Linked DNA regions of Homo sapiens: region 1 is linked to region 2. The links are chromatin loops, found by intact Hi-C in ENCODE. Cell type or tissue: heart right ventricle. All regions are shown on one strand.

The links. Hi-C counts contacts between places; a loop is a spot of excess contacts. Peaks named below come from ENCODE experiments on the same cell type or tissue, not always from the same donor. Only the 100,000 strongest peaks of a DNase experiment are listed, where the experiment ranks them.
Region 1: a loop joins it to region 2, with 2.1 times the contacts of the local background. A loop is called at or near these places in 2 of 110 quality-filtered maps.

The regions. Positions count from the first base shown.
Region 1 is chr10:92,143,268-92,151,267 of GRCh38, reverse strand. It overlaps CPEB3 (cytoplasmic polyadenylation element binding protein 3), which reads left to right. Exons shown (of 10, transcript NM_014912.5): 5 at 6,183-6,323. Among named protein-coding and RNA genes, the nearest start is that of CPEB3, 140 kb to the left of the region's middle. In heart right ventricle, no CTCF peak of the experiment used is centred here; no DNase peak of the experiment used is centred here; H3K27ac peaks cover 2,784 bases.
Region 2 is chr10:92,084,184-92,092,183 of GRCh38, reverse strand. CPEB3 (cytoplasmic polyadenylation element binding protein 3) reads left to right here. Exons shown (of 10, transcript NM_014912.5): 8 at 240-354. Among named protein-coding and RNA genes, the nearest start is that of BTAF1, 160 kb to the right of the region's middle. In heart right ventricle, a CTCF peak has its summit at 4,254 (motif pointing left); a DNase peak (open chromatin) is centred at 4,263; H3K27ac peaks cover 1,691 bases.

The DNA.
Region 1 (8,000 bases), 59 kb before region 2:
GGAGTGATGGCAGAGGCCTTGGTGGGAGCTCAGAGGTGAGGTCCCAGCAGCTTTCACAGCATAGCTTGGCCAATGGGCTTTTGTTTTTCCATCATTTGCTGAAGGAAAGGGAGCCTTCTGGGGAGGAATTATCTTGGACAAGCCTTCCATGCTTAACTAATGCTTTGCAAGTCTTCTATTTGGCACTTTTCCTGCAAGCTTGTTTGGTTTTAAGCCATCTCCACATTCAGAGATGATTTGTCCAATTACTGGACCAAAAACTAATTATAGATAGTAATTGAAATAGATATCAGAGAACCAGACCATTGGTTGAAAGCCAAATGGCCAACTTGCAGCATTTGAGAAACCTTTCTCCTGCTTTTATTGAAATATTGAATATACATATTTTATGTGGCAGTATCATGGTGTTCTAAAGCAGGTTTATATCCTCCTCACATAGAAATATATTTTTTGATAAGTAATGTGGCTTGCTTAACACATTTTGGTCTTGGAAATATTTCCCTTAAAAAAAAGAAATATGTTAGAGAGATGCTAGTTAGTGAAGCAAGACTTCTCCTGGGGCACAATTTAGGTGCAGCCTCTTAAATTTTCAGTTTCTAGTAACACATGTCCAGGAAATAAAATTTTACTGACTTCTCAGGGATGATTTGTTTTGGAGATGGATTTATGCCAATCAAATGAATGCATGAATACCATCCTCACAAGGGATTACTGGACAAATCAGAATACCACTGTTTTCTCATGGAGCTGGTTGCATATGGAAATAAAATTTCAGTAGCTGACTGTCTACTAGCTCAAGAGTCACCCCTTCACAATTGCAGAGTCCTGAATTTATTAACGGAATAGTCCTTCAGGAGCTTATAATAAGAGCAGAGGGGCCAGAAGCAGTGGCTCATGCCTGTAATCCCAGCACTTTGGGAGGCTGAGGCAGGAAGATCACTAGAGCCCAGGAGTTCAAGACCAACCTGGGCAACCTAGTGAGACCCCATCTCTATATTAAAAAAAAAAAAAGAGAGAGAGAGAGCAGAGGGAAATAGATTATTTTCAAGCTCTGGAAATACCACGTGAACCATTCTGTCCCCTGGAGGAATAATCCTACGTAGTATGATAAAGTCCTCATATCGCCTGTCGGTCTGCGCTGGGTAAATACTACAAGCTCTTACTCTACCATTCTGTCTTTTAAATCCTTTCTGCAGACTTTTTGTTCTGCCAGCACTTCAGGCAGTCATGTTACAGTAAGGATGATTAGGTTATAGATTTTGCATTCCAGTGTTGAGAATATACTTTCCTTAACTTGATTGAACTTGGATATTTCCCAGGGCTGCATATACTTCACACAAAATATCTCTTTCAGTGGCTGCCTGTAGCAGACAAATAATCTTCACATCAGTGATTCTTAAACTTGAGCATAGGAATCACTGGGGAAATTTGTGCAAATACAGATTTTCAAGCCTGACCCCCACAGATTCAGATTAGTAGATCTGGGGGTTGGGTTCTCAGACCTATATTCTTAATTATTACCCACAGTTAGAGAAATATCATTTATGTGTTAGTTCTTAGCAGTTTCATTTCCAAGGCCAACTTTATTTTATTGCTAACGTCTATCGTACTCTAAATACTAATAATAAGACAGAGGTTTGGTTTTAAAACCTTGGGAAATTTCTTAATTACCCATAACCACTTAATAAAACTGTCCAAATTTTTACAACTCTTGATTTTGTTTTCTTTGCCAAAGTACTCTGAGCTGTGGTTATGTTGGCCATGCAGAAAATTCTTTTTGTGCCAGAATGTCTTCCACATCTGCTTCTTCACTCTTTCACTGCTCTCGTTCAAGACTTCCTCATGTCTCATCTGGACAGTCACAGATTTCTTCAGACTCTCACCTCATCCACCCTCTCCCTGAGTTCAAAATGTTGGAAGTAATAGAAGTTATGGTAGGATTTTGGTTAGAGGACAACATGGTCATAGGTATCTTAGAGAAGTCATTCTGACAGGACAGAAGATGGATTATGTGAGAATATCATGGTCTCTATGGAGTTAGTGTCGTTCAAAATAAGCCAGTATTAGAGCTGGGCACAGTGGCTCACACCTATAATCCCAACATGTTGGGAGGCCGAGACAGGCAGATCACTTGAGGTCAGGAGTTCAAGACCAGCCTGGCCAACACGGCGAAACCTTGTCTCTACTAAAAATAGAAAAATAAGCCAGGTGTGGTGGCACATGCCTATAATCCCAGCTACTGGGGAGGTTGAGGCAAGAGAATCCTTTGAACCTGGGAGGCAGAGGTTGCAGTGAGCCAAGATTGTGCCACTGCGCTTCAGCTTGGGTGACAGAGCGAGACTCTGTCTCAAAAAAAAAAAAAAAAGCCAGTATTAGAATAAATATTAAATTCAAAAAATGGGAAAATAATTTTCCATTTTGTAATATAGAACATTAATGCCTGACCAAATAAAAGCAATAGGAAAAGTCTCAATTTTCTAGGACATGGTTACATCTCTGCCATTCTCACACCTGTGTATTGTGTTTCATCATAGATTTGCAGCCACATGCCTTTTCACTTACTGTTTTCCTTCCCTGGATGCTGCCTCACATTTAACATTTTTGGTGTGCCTTTTATGTGACCTAATTAGGGCAGGAAGATACAGTGGTGAACAAGATTAAATTGGTCCCATCCTAATAGAGTTTACAATTTAATAGGGTTAGGGAAAGAGATACTCAATAAAAACGCACCCAAATGGTATAATGGTCCTTGGGGAAAGTGTTAGGAAGGAAGAATACAGGGGGCTGTGTGTGGATAGAAAAGGGAATCTAACCTAATCTAAAGGCTTAGGAAAGTTCAACCTGAGGAAGACTTTTCAGCTGAGACCTGAAGAATTAATAGGAATTAATTAGGAAATTGGAGAGTTGAAAAGGGTATGTTTGTTTTAGGTAGAGGGAACACATTGTCCTTATGGCTAGCAGCAAGGAGGAATAATCGAAAATACGAAGGAGGTCTGTGTGATTGGCAGTTAGTGAGCAAGAAGGAGAGGCAGCAACTGTGACGTAGAAGGGGTGTGCAGAGGCCTTGCAGTTCACAGTTATGTTTTTGTACTTTATCCAAAAAGTAATGGGAAATCATTGAGGGCTTTCAAGGATGGGGTGAGGAGTGTGCTTACATGTTCAAATTAATGTTTGAAAATGGTACCTTTGGCTGTTTTGTGGAGAAAGCATTGTGGGGTACGAGGTAGAAGTCAGTAGACTAAACAGACTATTTACTCTGCTTGAATTGGCAGGATTTAGTGAGAGATGGATTTGACGTGGAGTATAAGAGAAAGGGAGATGTCAAGGATGATTTCTAGGTTTCTGGATTGAATCCAGTGTGGATAATCAGCATTTTTATTGAGATTTTAGGGAATATTAGAGAAGGAGCAATTTTGGAGGGAAAGATCAAGAGCTGTTTTGACAGTACTTGCTCTGTGGCTTCTTGTTCCTTTACTTCAGAAACTCCCACTCTGACAAGATTCTGCTCAAAATTGCCCTCCTGTGAAAATACTCTAAAAATCTCTCCCCGCCAATCTCCAGGAGGGCAGTAAGTTGTGTTCTTGTGTCACTTGGTAAAGTCTTCTCTTAGCACATCTCTGTTTTATAATTATTTATGTACTTGCCTGTCTCCCCCACCAGACTGTGATTCCTTTGGCAAGGAAGTATCTTATTTGTTCGGTGTCACTGAAATATGGGTGAATATTTCCTCAAGTGTTTTCCACTGAGTTTTGTATGGTAAAGGGTTCCTTTAACATCTGGGTAATGCTGGAGTAAGTTAATGTTTTTTTTTTGAGACAGGGCCTCACTCTGTCACCCAGGCTGGTGTGCACTGATGTGGTCTCAGCTCACTGCAACCTCTACCTCCTGGACTCAAGCGATCCTCCCACCTCAGCTTCCCCAGTAGCTGGAACTACAGATGTGCATCACCATGCCCGGCTAATTTTTGTATTTTTTGTAGAGACAGAGTTTCACCATGTTTCCCAGGCTGGTCTTGAACTCCTGGACTCAAGTGATCCACCTGCCTCGGCCTCCCAAAGTGCTGGGACTATGGGCATGAGCCACCATGCCTGGCCAGTTAATGTTTCTTTACTGTAGAACTTTTCGTAGCCTTTTATTTTCTGAGGTGGAAAAGCATAACGTACGCATTATTTTCCCAGATTATTTCATTTCCCCTTCCCCAGCTCTCGTTTTCTGAGTATCTAATGTTACTAGTGTTGAAGGTAAGAGGTGGGTTTGGGAACACTCACTGGGAAATGCTGATTTGCGCATGTGCCTGACACTGAGTAGGCATGTAATTCACTGAGTGTGGGCTATGGAATAAAGCAAACCTGTCAGCTCTAGGAGAACGTCACTGGATGTCTTTGGAAAGCTCTTTTTGCCTATAGTTGCTGCAAATCTATTTCTTTCACCCCCAGTGATCAAAACAAACATCAAGGGATGAGAATTTACTGTCTATTGTTTGTTGCTGCCAGGCTAAAAAAGATGGGTGGCATGAGATGACAGATTTTGTTCTGTTTCTTTATAGCTAAGCTGGGGAAAACTGAACAAAAAATTATTTGGTCTTCTTATTTAACTCCTAGCATTAAAACAGTGTCTTTTTTACACTACCTGGGTTGTTCACAAAATAACCAGAGTTATATTAATAACTTTAACTTTTTTGTAAAAGAAATACATGTTCAGTATTTTTCTAAGGGCTATTTATATTCTGTTTTAGAGTTGGCTGTTGTGACACAAAAACCTAGGTTTCAGGGAAATAAAGATAGTATAGACTAAATGGGGAAGACACTGCTCTTTTTTTTTTTTAAGAGTATATTAATTTATTTTAGAGGGGAATTTTCCTTTTTTCCCCCAAAAGTTAGAGTACTCTAATGGTTCATTTTTAGAGTGGAACCTAGTGGAAAGTTTTGCTAGGAAGTCACTGACTCAAACAGGAAATATATTTGATTTTAAATTTAGATTTTATTTTGTAATGCCAAATGACATTATTGTGTTATATTTACTGCTGGTAAATTTACTGCTGACTCTAACTGCTGGTATCTTTCTTATAGTCATGTGGATTGGGTAGATACTTTTGCTCTACAAACTTTATTTGGCTATAGAATTAATGAAAATAATTCTTTTTTCATTTCTTTTCGTATATTTTTTGAGTGATATAAAATGTAGCCTAGATTAGTAGGGTTAAGGGTTTCATAACCACATCCACATTTATACTCCCACATCTTAAGTTATGTGTTTTCATTTACTTACCCTGTCCTTTATTATTGCGTATGTTTATTTCCAAATTAGAGTAGCTTGGAATGACAAGGAAAACTTGATGATCTTTAGTTCCACTATTAGAAAAGAAGTTATCAGCCTCTGTCACCAGTTTTGTATTCCCTTGGCTATCAGGACCACTCTTTAGAACTAAACCTCTGAGATTACCATAAAGAGCAGATAAAAATCTGTGGATAGAGATTACTTTGTCCATTTATTTTAAGAAATGACTAAAGAAAGAAAAAAACATAGCTGCTGAATATACTCCTAGTAGCTATGATAGAGACTGAATGAGTAAAATGCAGTGATTTTTTAGCAAGGAAACCACTGAAATTTTGATGCTTTTTTTTTTTTTTTTGAGACTGAGTTTTACTCTTGTTGCTCAGGCTGGAGTGCAATGGCACGATCTTGGCTCACTGCATCCTCCACCTCCCGGGTTCGGGTTCAAGCGATTCTCCTGCCTCAGCCTCCTGAGTAGCTGGGATTACATGCATGCACCACCATGTCCGGCTAATTTTTGTATTTTTAGTAGAGACGGGGTTTTGCCATGTTAGCCAGGCTGGCCTCGAACTCCTGACCTCAGGTGATGCGCCCACCTCAGCCTCCCAAAGTGCTGGGATTACAGGCATGAGCCTCCATGCCCACCTGGATGATTCTTTTTCTTTAGTTAGCAATCTGGTCATCCCAAGGCTGTGCCTACCCTTACACAAAAATGATGATAAAAAGTTATCTGGTAATATTCAGTCCTGTTAATCTTGGAAAAGCCACAGCTCAGGACACCTTTTTTTTTGTATGCTTCTCTCTGCACTTCGGGCTTCTAATAGAGCATTTATTGTCCTAGAAAATCATTTTAATTATAGAAACTCCCACATTTGTTTCAGGTCGATCTTCTCTCTTTCCCTTTGAAGATGCCTTCCTGGATGATAGCCATGGTGATCAAGCCTTGTCATCTGGCTTAAGTTCTCCCACTCGCTGTCAAAATGGGGAACGAGTAGAACGCTACTCTAGAAAGGTGTTTGTTGGAGGACTTCCTCCTGATATTGATGAAGGTACTATGCATTCATTAATGATTTTGCAAAGGCTGAGTTTGTTATTTGTGTGTTCTGACCCTGCCTCTCCTCTCCAAGTCAACTTTAGGACATCTATATCTTAGTGCATAGGAGGTGAGACTATTTGGTGGATTAGAAAGTGGTAGTCTATTATTGTACTAAGTACTTCATGTTACATTATCTCATTTAATCCTCATAGCTATCTAATAAGGATATCCTAGCATCTCCATTTTATAGATAAGGAAACTGAGGATCAGAGAGAAATAATTTGTTCAGGGTTATATAGCTGATGGTGCAGTTGCAACTCAAATTCAATTAGATTCCAGAGCTTCTGCTCATGTGCATCACACCAAACCATCTCACATTTTAATATAAATACTGGCCAGTGCAGTGGTTCACACCCGTAATCCCAGTACTTTGGGAGGCCAAGATGGGAGGATTACTTGAGCCCAGGGGTTCAAGACCAGCCTGGGCAACATAGCAAGACCCTGTCTCTACAAAACAAGATTAGCCGGGTATGGTGGTATGTGCCTGTACTCCCAGCTACTTGGGAGGCTGAGGTGGGAGATCACTTGAGCCCAGGAGTTTGAGGTTACAGTGAGCTATGATCATACCACTGAACTCCAGCCTGGATGACAGAGTGAGACCCTGTCTCATAAGTAAATAAATAAATAAAAACAAATACCTATTAACAAAAAGCATAATCCACCTCTTTAAAAGAATGAAGATGAATTAGAATTTTTCTTAATAATAGTTTTGAGATGCTATCAGTCCAAAAGTGAGTGTTCACTTATGCCTAAAGCCAGTTTATTTTAGCACACGGTAAGTTGTCAATAAATATTTGTTGAAAGGATGAATGAAATAAAATTGTGACAAAGTTAACTTAAGCAAAAAACAACTCTAGTTCCAGTAGGCTTTGGGTCTGATATAAAAATACTGTCTGATATTCTAACAGTCTTGTTTTTCTAGCATTTTTCTAGCTATGACACACTTCAAATTTATCATGATTTCCTTTTTTCATGGTGACAGGAGAAAAGTCTCAAAAAGTGGTTTTATTTTAGACTAACTACATTAAAGTTATACATAGCTGAATGCTTATTTTCCTCCAAATTGTTCTTGTATTCATGTTAATCTCATCTATTGATTAGATTATCTTCAAGACAATTTTTAAGATCATGGCTGAGAGAGTGGTACCCTAAACCTGAGTAGGAGCCAGGTTATAACCTCTGCTTTGAGTCATATGTCAGAGGGAAAATATAAATGTATTGATCTATAATTTTTGATATATTTTCTATATAGGGTACGTAATATGTAGTTATTAAAGAGAACATTGGCCATCAACATTTTCTTATCACCCAATAGAATTACCTACTTATTGCCCCTACTCCTTACCAAAAGAATCGTATCTATTTCTTAAATAATCTTAGAGGTTCCTACAAGTGAAACCATATTTTAAATATTTTCTGTACCTTACTTTCTTACTAAAATCAGAGAACATTCCTATTTTTAGAATCTTTCTATTTGACATAGAAGTCACCTTAGTTTAATATGAGATACTTTTCTTCCAAATTCTTTATGTCAAGTTTATTGGCAGTGAAAGGAAATGAATTATAGTTAGAAACACACTTTGCATGATTAAAAGTGAATAACCAAATGTACACCCAAGCAATGGTATTT
Region 2 (8,000 bases):
TGATGGTTTCATGGTATATGTCATATGTCTAGAGTGCTGAGTACAGTACCTGTAAGTAGATTCCCCAAGAGTTCTATTGAAAGGTACTTAATGCAGATTACGTTAACTAATTAACTGGATTTTGTTTGGGTCATGTTCATTGTGAAATGCACAAATCAGTGGGTTTGTCTTTAGTCATCTTATTCTCATTTGGGGTTGATGGAAATGAAGTAAGGACCAAGTAAACAACTTTTTTTCAGGTGCAAATTCGACCATGGAACCTAAGTGACAGTGACTTTGTAATGGATGGTTCTCAGCCTTTGGACCCCAGAAAAACTATCTTTGTTGGGGGAGTTCCACGACCCCTTCGAGCTGGTGAGTGGAAATAGTAATACCACAACAACAAAACCAACAACAACAAAATCCCCAATGCCTTTAGTCTTAAATATTTTCTAGGTTTCCAGTCAGCTATACATAGTCTCCAAAAAGAAGGCTGTCATCATTTTCACTGAGCTTTTTCAGGATTAAAGGTTTTCTCCCAAAATGCTCTATTTTGTTATGGTGCAAAAGTGAATTTCATTAAACAGTTATGTTGACAAAATGAATTCTATTTAGTGCTTTCCTATTTAATTGCTTATATAAAAAATAATAACACATTTGGCAATGTGCATTCTTATGCCAGTCAGCATTGTTATGTATGACAGAAATCTTTTTTAAAGCTTCCCTGTTGGTTTTTTTTTTTAAGTTCCTTTCCAGTGATGAAATAATTGTGCTGCTGGATTTGAGCAGAATCATAATTGACTGGAGAGTTTGAAGTGTTGTTGAACTGATGGCTTCAATACATATTTAAATCCAAAGACAAATCCAATCAGCTGTACATCAGCCTCCTAATAACCACTATTAATGCCAGTGGAGTATAACAAAATCATTTCTAAGATCTAAGTTTTTGAAGCACTTAGAATAATTAAGTTTATTTTTTTAAAGTAAGACAAAAAAAGTTACTGTTGCCACTGTGAAAGTACATTTCTTTTGTGTTATTTATATGCACATAGACTTAGTTCTACCTAAAATTAAAACAAAAAGCAGAGATCATTAAAATCATGTTGTGAAATGGAATTATAAAATGTAACCTAACGTTATTTAGCTGTATTACTTTCAAAACTTAATTCTGAAAGTTCCTCAACATTTGTAACATACTCATCCAAATCCCAACTCCAGCCTACACCTAAAAGATAACTTTAGACCTATATAAAGACACTCATAATTTCATTTTGAAGAACTTTTAAACATATTTGTTCTGATTGGGTCTTATTTTCTTCATTCGAATGGAAAACTGTCAAATGAAAGATAGAAAGCAAAACAGCAGAGATGCTCCCCTTTTATCTGCAGTCGGAGAATAAAGTCTAAGAAGGGCTAATTCAAACGTGAAAAGCATTATGAGATGGGGGCAAATGCAGCCCTTTGTAAACTGTGCTTTAAAAAAAATGGTGGAGGTGTTGTGAAATATTTCTGACTTTTTCTAACTAGTGTTATATTTAGGAGTGGAGAGGGACAGAAATCCTTTTCCTTATTTTACAAATGGACAATCATTGCTAGTATTCTAGCTATTCCTTTTGCAACTAACTGCAAGCACAAATTAGTTTTTTTGTTTGTTTGTTTGTTTGAGATGGAGTCTCGCTCTGTTGCCCAGGCTGGAGTGCAGTGGCATGATCTCGGCTCACTGCAACCTCCGCCTCCTGGGTTCAAGTGATTCTCCAGCCTCAGTCCCCCAAGTAGTTGGGACTACAGGTGTGTGCCACCACACCTGGCTAATTTTTGTATTTCTAGTAGAAACAGGGTTTTGCCATGTTGGCCAGGTTGGTCTTGAACTCCTGACCTCAGGTGATCCACCCACCTCAGCCTCCCAAAGTAGTTGGGATTACAGGCGTGAGCCACCACGCCCAGCCACAAATTAGTTTTTATGTTCTAGCCCCTTTCCTTTTTTTCCTAGATAGGAATCTGAAAAAATATTCTGAAAAAGCCCTATAGTTATAAAAATAACAGAATTGGCTGTAACTTCTTATGTCTATCTAAGTCACAGACATACAAGTTTATACATTAAACTTCAATTTGTATTATTCACTCTTTATTCTTCCTGTTTTAATGATTTGGAAGGATAGGTAAGGGCCTATGTATCATTTTTCTTCTGTAAATCCTGTGAAGATACCTTTTCCAAAAGGTTGCTGTATGATCACACCAACACTGCAAGAAGTGAACCCCTGGGCATGAAATTATATTCTTTAACATTTGGTATCTGCAAGATGCCACAAATTCTAGGATTAAACAAGAATTATATTTAGTTGTCTAGTAAGAAATGGGATTTTGTGTTCCCTGACTAGATACTATATTATACCTTTCATAATTTGAAGTTCCTTTTTTTTTTGAGACGGAGTCTCACTCTGTCACCTGGGCTGGAGTGCAATGGCCCGATCTCAGCTCACTGCAACCTCCACCTCCCGGGTTCAAGAGATTCTCCTGCCTCAGCTTCACGAGTAGTTGGGACTACAGGCGCACACCACCATGCCTGGCTGTTTTGTATTTTTGGTAGAGACAGTGTTTCACCATGTTGGCCAGGCTGGTTTCAAACTCCTGACCTCATGATTCACCCGCCTCGGCCTCCCAAAGTGCTGGGATTACAGGTGTGAGCCACCGTGCCCAGCCGAAGTTCTCTTTTTTTTCAACTAAGCTAAAATTTTTTGTTTTAAAATGTTTTGTTTTTATAGTTATGTGGATAGTAATCTAAAATCACTTGAATTATTGATAGGGTTCCTCCCATGCCAACACTTCCCTTAAGCATAGCTAGTTTCTAGGTGGCAAAGTAATCTATATTATTGTCTTAGAATTTTACCATTCATCCCAAGACTTCTAGTTTAGAGGGCCATGTTATCAAGACAAAAAGTTAACATCTGCAACTTTTATGTATAATCCTAGGGATTGGGTTTCTTTGAAACACACTGAGCTTTGGGAACTGATGTATACCTTGGAATAGAAGACGTTTTTTAAAGGAATTCATTGTGACTTTGCTAGACAAGCTGAAGTTGAATACAGTACAGTTCACTTGAATGATAAACATTTATTGAGCATCTACTGTATTACTGGCACTGAGAAAATATGTGTCATGCAAAACTGAATATCCCACTATCATGTTAAAGAGGTAATCATTTACAGACAGTCAAAAGATTTCAGAAGAAAACAAATGTGTTTATAGAATGTGAACTCAGAATTAACTGGAGACCAGATTATATTCTTTAACATGATTTTCAAATTTGGTTTTGAAATGCTTTAGAGCATTTTTTATTATTTCCAAGGGATATTCTAGTTATGGAATTTTGGAAAGTCTAAAACTATTTTAAGCATTTTATGTAGACTGATCCTGGACTAGATATGGGTGTCCCTACTCAACAGGTGTGATTTTAGATGTCCAGGTGGATTTTTACCTTATTCAGGGCCAAAAAGTATCCCTTAATATGTCACAGTGACTAAAATGTTATCACTGAAGTGTTATTCCTTTGGATCTTGTGAGTTTTTTTTTTTTAATCTTTGATATTTCCTCATTGTAAGACAAGGACCAATATCACTGATAGTTATTCTGAATACAGGCCTTATCCCTTTAAACAGAAATATACAAACACCTCTTAAAGAAAAAAGGCAACCTATTTTAAGCAGTATTGTCCTGAGTTTCTGGTTCTTTGATAAACCTTCCTTTTAAAAACTCAGGTTGGACCAGCCTGGGCAACATGGTGAAACCCTGTCTCTACAATAAATACAAAAATTAGCCAGGCATGATGGCACACTCCTGTAGTTCCAGCTACTTGGGGGGCTGAGGCAGGAGAACCACTTGAGCCCAGGGAGCTCGGGGCTGCAGTGAGCTGAGATTGCATCAGTGCACTCCAGCCTGGGTGACAGTAAGACCTTATCTCAAAAAAAAAAAAAAAAAAAATTAGGTTGGAAAAAAATCACAGTCCTAGAAAGGAAAAGAAAAGCAAAGCTGAAAATGGGAAAATATCAGTGGAAAATTTAGATGAGCTTACTCATTGCCTGATTGTGGGTTTTTCTATGTCAAATAATACACATTATTACTGTCTCTTCCTTTCATCATTCCCATCGGTGACAATAGCAAGCCAACGATGGTTTGCCTGAAGTCTCCTGGTGTTTATCAGATCTTGTTTTCTTTCTACTCCCCACCTCACCCTGCCCTCACATTAGGAAAGCCTGTAAGTAGACTCACCGTGCCACCATGTGGCTAAAGCTCGCATATTCTTTAGAGTCAGTACAGGGTAATAATGGGCAGTTTGATTCTCCTCCTGCTGCCACCTGGAAGTACAACACGTTGCCACTCTGCTTCATTCACGTAATGTGAATCTCCATACAGAAATAGCCCTGTTGCATATCTCTGTGGCATTAGGACCTCTCCAGAATGCATATCTCTTCACTCTGACAGAAAATAAGTGCCAGACTTGGGGGTTATGATATCACCAGGAAAAAGTAGAGAGTGAGGTATGTGGTCTCTGTACTCTTCCCCAGTTGATTAACATGAGTATTCCTCTGATCCCAAATTTCTTGGTTTTGGCATCTGATGGGAGGACTGCCCCAGTGACCAAGCTTTTGGATCCATTCATTCCCAACCTTGATCAGGCTGGAAAAACTTTCAGTCTTTCTCATTAGAAGCATATAAACTGTTCTTGACTTCATGACTTCCTTAGGCCCTGCAAACAGATCAATCTTGAGAGAGTGCTCATCTGAATCCCCACAACCTACTGTTTTCTCGTTCATCTTTTGGTTCTATCTTTCCTAACAATTGCTGTGATAATTCCTTCCTTTCTTTTTTTCCCCTACCAATATTCTGTGGTGAATCCTGAAATTTCTTTCTCTGCCTTCCCCACCTGCCCTGACTGTTGTGAGGATGGTTTTTCTGTGGGAGGTAAAAATTTGTGAAGTAAATATTCAGAGATATGTGGCATATATCTAGAGAACATATATCCTGAATTTTTCTAAGATCATTTATTTCAGACATTTTATATAAACATTTGATAGTTCACATGTATTAGAAACCATGTCCTGATTTGTGACTTAGGAAACAGGAGTATATTATAACCCTATCCTTTATTGTTGTTTTATGATATGGTTGCAGGCAGAAACCATCCTGTATCAAGTTTTTCAACAGTAGAAGCTTTTTCACCATGTCCTAAGTTCAGTATGGGTTGTCCCGGATAAACTCCAGATTTGGCATACTGACTTGATTAACTGTATTACCTTTAGGGATAAGGGTTTTCCTAATGTTAGTATGTGTTTGTGTCCTCCCTCTGCACCAAAAGCAAACCCTCATCCAAAGCTGATGTCAAACTTTGCCATATCAGTGGCAGGCTGTGTGATATTAGCATAAAACCAAAATAACACTGCAATGAATTGATACTTATAGAGCATAAAACCAGGCCAACTTAAATGTTAAGCAGAGATTCACAGGGTGGGAGAGGGGCAAGAACCCTGGACAAAACTAAACATTTGAATACCACTCTGTCCTCAGCAGTGTGCCCAGAGCTCTCATGGATGTTTAATTCTCACAATGACCCTGTGAGATTGTAAGTGGTAGACTGCGCTTTCGAGATGATGAAGCAGAGTTCAGATAGAGTAACTGGTCTTTCTCAGGTCGAAAGAAAGATACTTTATTAAGCTGAGATCTGAGATGTTGTCTCAGTAACAGTAGTAACAGTCTACTTGGTACCAGTGTACTCTGTCTGATTTAATTCATTGTTCATACCATCTATTTGAAAATATTCTTAACTTCCCAACATATCTGATGCAGAGCAGAAGCTTATGAGCACATTTCTTCCACTTGAAGTGTGTGAATTGCCCTTGAACCAACTTGACAATTGTGGTAAACCTAGAAAGTCCTCCTCAAGTTTAATCTTCCTTTCTTTCAGAAGTCAAGACCTCTTTGATATCTTAAGGTGCCCTATGCCTCTTGCCTATCTGTTTTGTCCTTATTTCCAAAGAGAAGAAATATGGATTATAGATTCGCAGTTTAGAATCTGTAGAGACGAATGTGTTATTTTCCTCTGGAATCCTCATTTCTACTCTATCTCGTTTGGCTCTCCAGTATCTCAGACTCACATGTTGCCTTAGCTGGCTTTGAAATGTATTATAATTAAATGATATAAATAGGGCCCTAAGGTGAACCCATGAAGAAGGAGTCATCATGGGTTTCCTCTCTGGTGAACTAAAGACCCTTTCACATCTTTGTAAAGAATTGGGAGCAGGCCAAGCACGGTGGCTCACGCCTGTAATCCCAGCACTTTGGGAGGCCAAGGCAGGTGGATTACCTGATGTCAGGAGTTCAAGACCAGCCTGGCCAATATGGCAAAACCCCATCTCTACTAAAAATATAAAAATGAGTTGGGCGTGGTGACTGCACTCCTATAATCCCAGCTACTTGGGAGGCGGAGGCAGGAGAATCGCTTGAACCCTGGAGGCGGAGGTTGCAGTGAGCCGAGATCGTGTCACTGCACTCCAGCCTGAGCGATAGAGCGAGATTCCATCTCAAAAAAAGAAAAAGAAAAAAGAAAAAAGAATCAGGAGCAAATCCAAGGAACCATAATTGAAGCTTATATTCAGATTCAGAGATGTAGTCATCACAATCCAAAGGAATCCATGGGGATGCTATGCTCCATATTGCTGCAGTATTCTAGTTTGCCCCTCCAGTCTGTGGCACAGTGACGCTCATCACAAGAGCCAGCATGTGGATTAGACTCATTGTGTTGCTGCTACCATGGAAGTTGTTCATGAGACAACTTAAGTTGTCTTAGGATCACAGAGCATCTTGTCCAAAGTATGGTATACCCTTGAACCATAGCTATTAGACCGCCATCTTCCCACCATGACCAGACAGACCAATGAGCACTGTCTGGATGGGAAAGAAAATAAAAAGTAGTTTGGAAAGTCTCGACTTCCTCGTGAACTATATACCTATTTTCACCTCTGTGTGAACTCTGGATTCCTTCGCCTCTATGCCCTGCTCTGCTACCCTCATTTTCCTCAGGTTAAATGTTAAGAACATCCTCCTGGGAGCTACTTTGTCTCTGCCCTCTGCAGAGGATGGTTTCAAATGAGGACTAGAAATTCTGTTTAGTACTTAAATGAGTTCATTTAAGTATGCTTAATAAAGTATGCTGAATGAAGACTCACTGGTTGAGCAAAAGACCAAATATGAACAGCAGTTGTTTGACTATTGTTTACTTCCCTTCAAGGGTGGTCATAGTATTAGACTTTCTGTAGTTAAAATACAGATGAGGCCGGGCACGGTGGCTCACACCTGTAATCTCAGCACTTTGGGAGGCCGAGGCAGGCGGATCATGAGGTCAGGAGATCGAGACCATCCTGACTAACACGGTGAAACCCAGTCTCTACTAAAAATACAAAAAATTAGCCAGGCGTGGTGGCGGGCGCCTGTAGTCCCAGCTGCTCGGGAGGCTGAGGCAGAAGAATGGTGTGAACCCAGGAGGCAGAGCTTGCAGTGAGCCAAGATTGCACCACTGCACTCCAGCCTGGGCAACAGAGTGAGACTCCGTCTCAAAAATAAGTAAATAAATAAATAAATAATAAAATACAGATGAGGGTAGAGAGGGAGATGGGAAATTTTCATACTCTTCTCCCAAAAACCTCTTCTTAAGTCACCTTGGTTTCTTCTAGCTTCTCAACAAATTGCCCTTCACTTAAGTGAGACCTAATCAACTCAAATGTCTGCAGACTTTTTGGTGGCCAAAAAAGCAACTACATATAAGTTCATAAATGGAAATTATTTATTTATAATTGGTTGTCATAAGAGCATAAGCAGATGAGGGTTTCTGTTTCCTATCAAAAGTACTTAACTGCCAGCAACATCAGTCACGATCTAATCCTTGGAATGTGCAGATGATTTCAAGCAGATAGATTCACAAAGTAATGGAATGTTTGTGCTTCTCTGGCATCAGGAGATCCTGAAGATT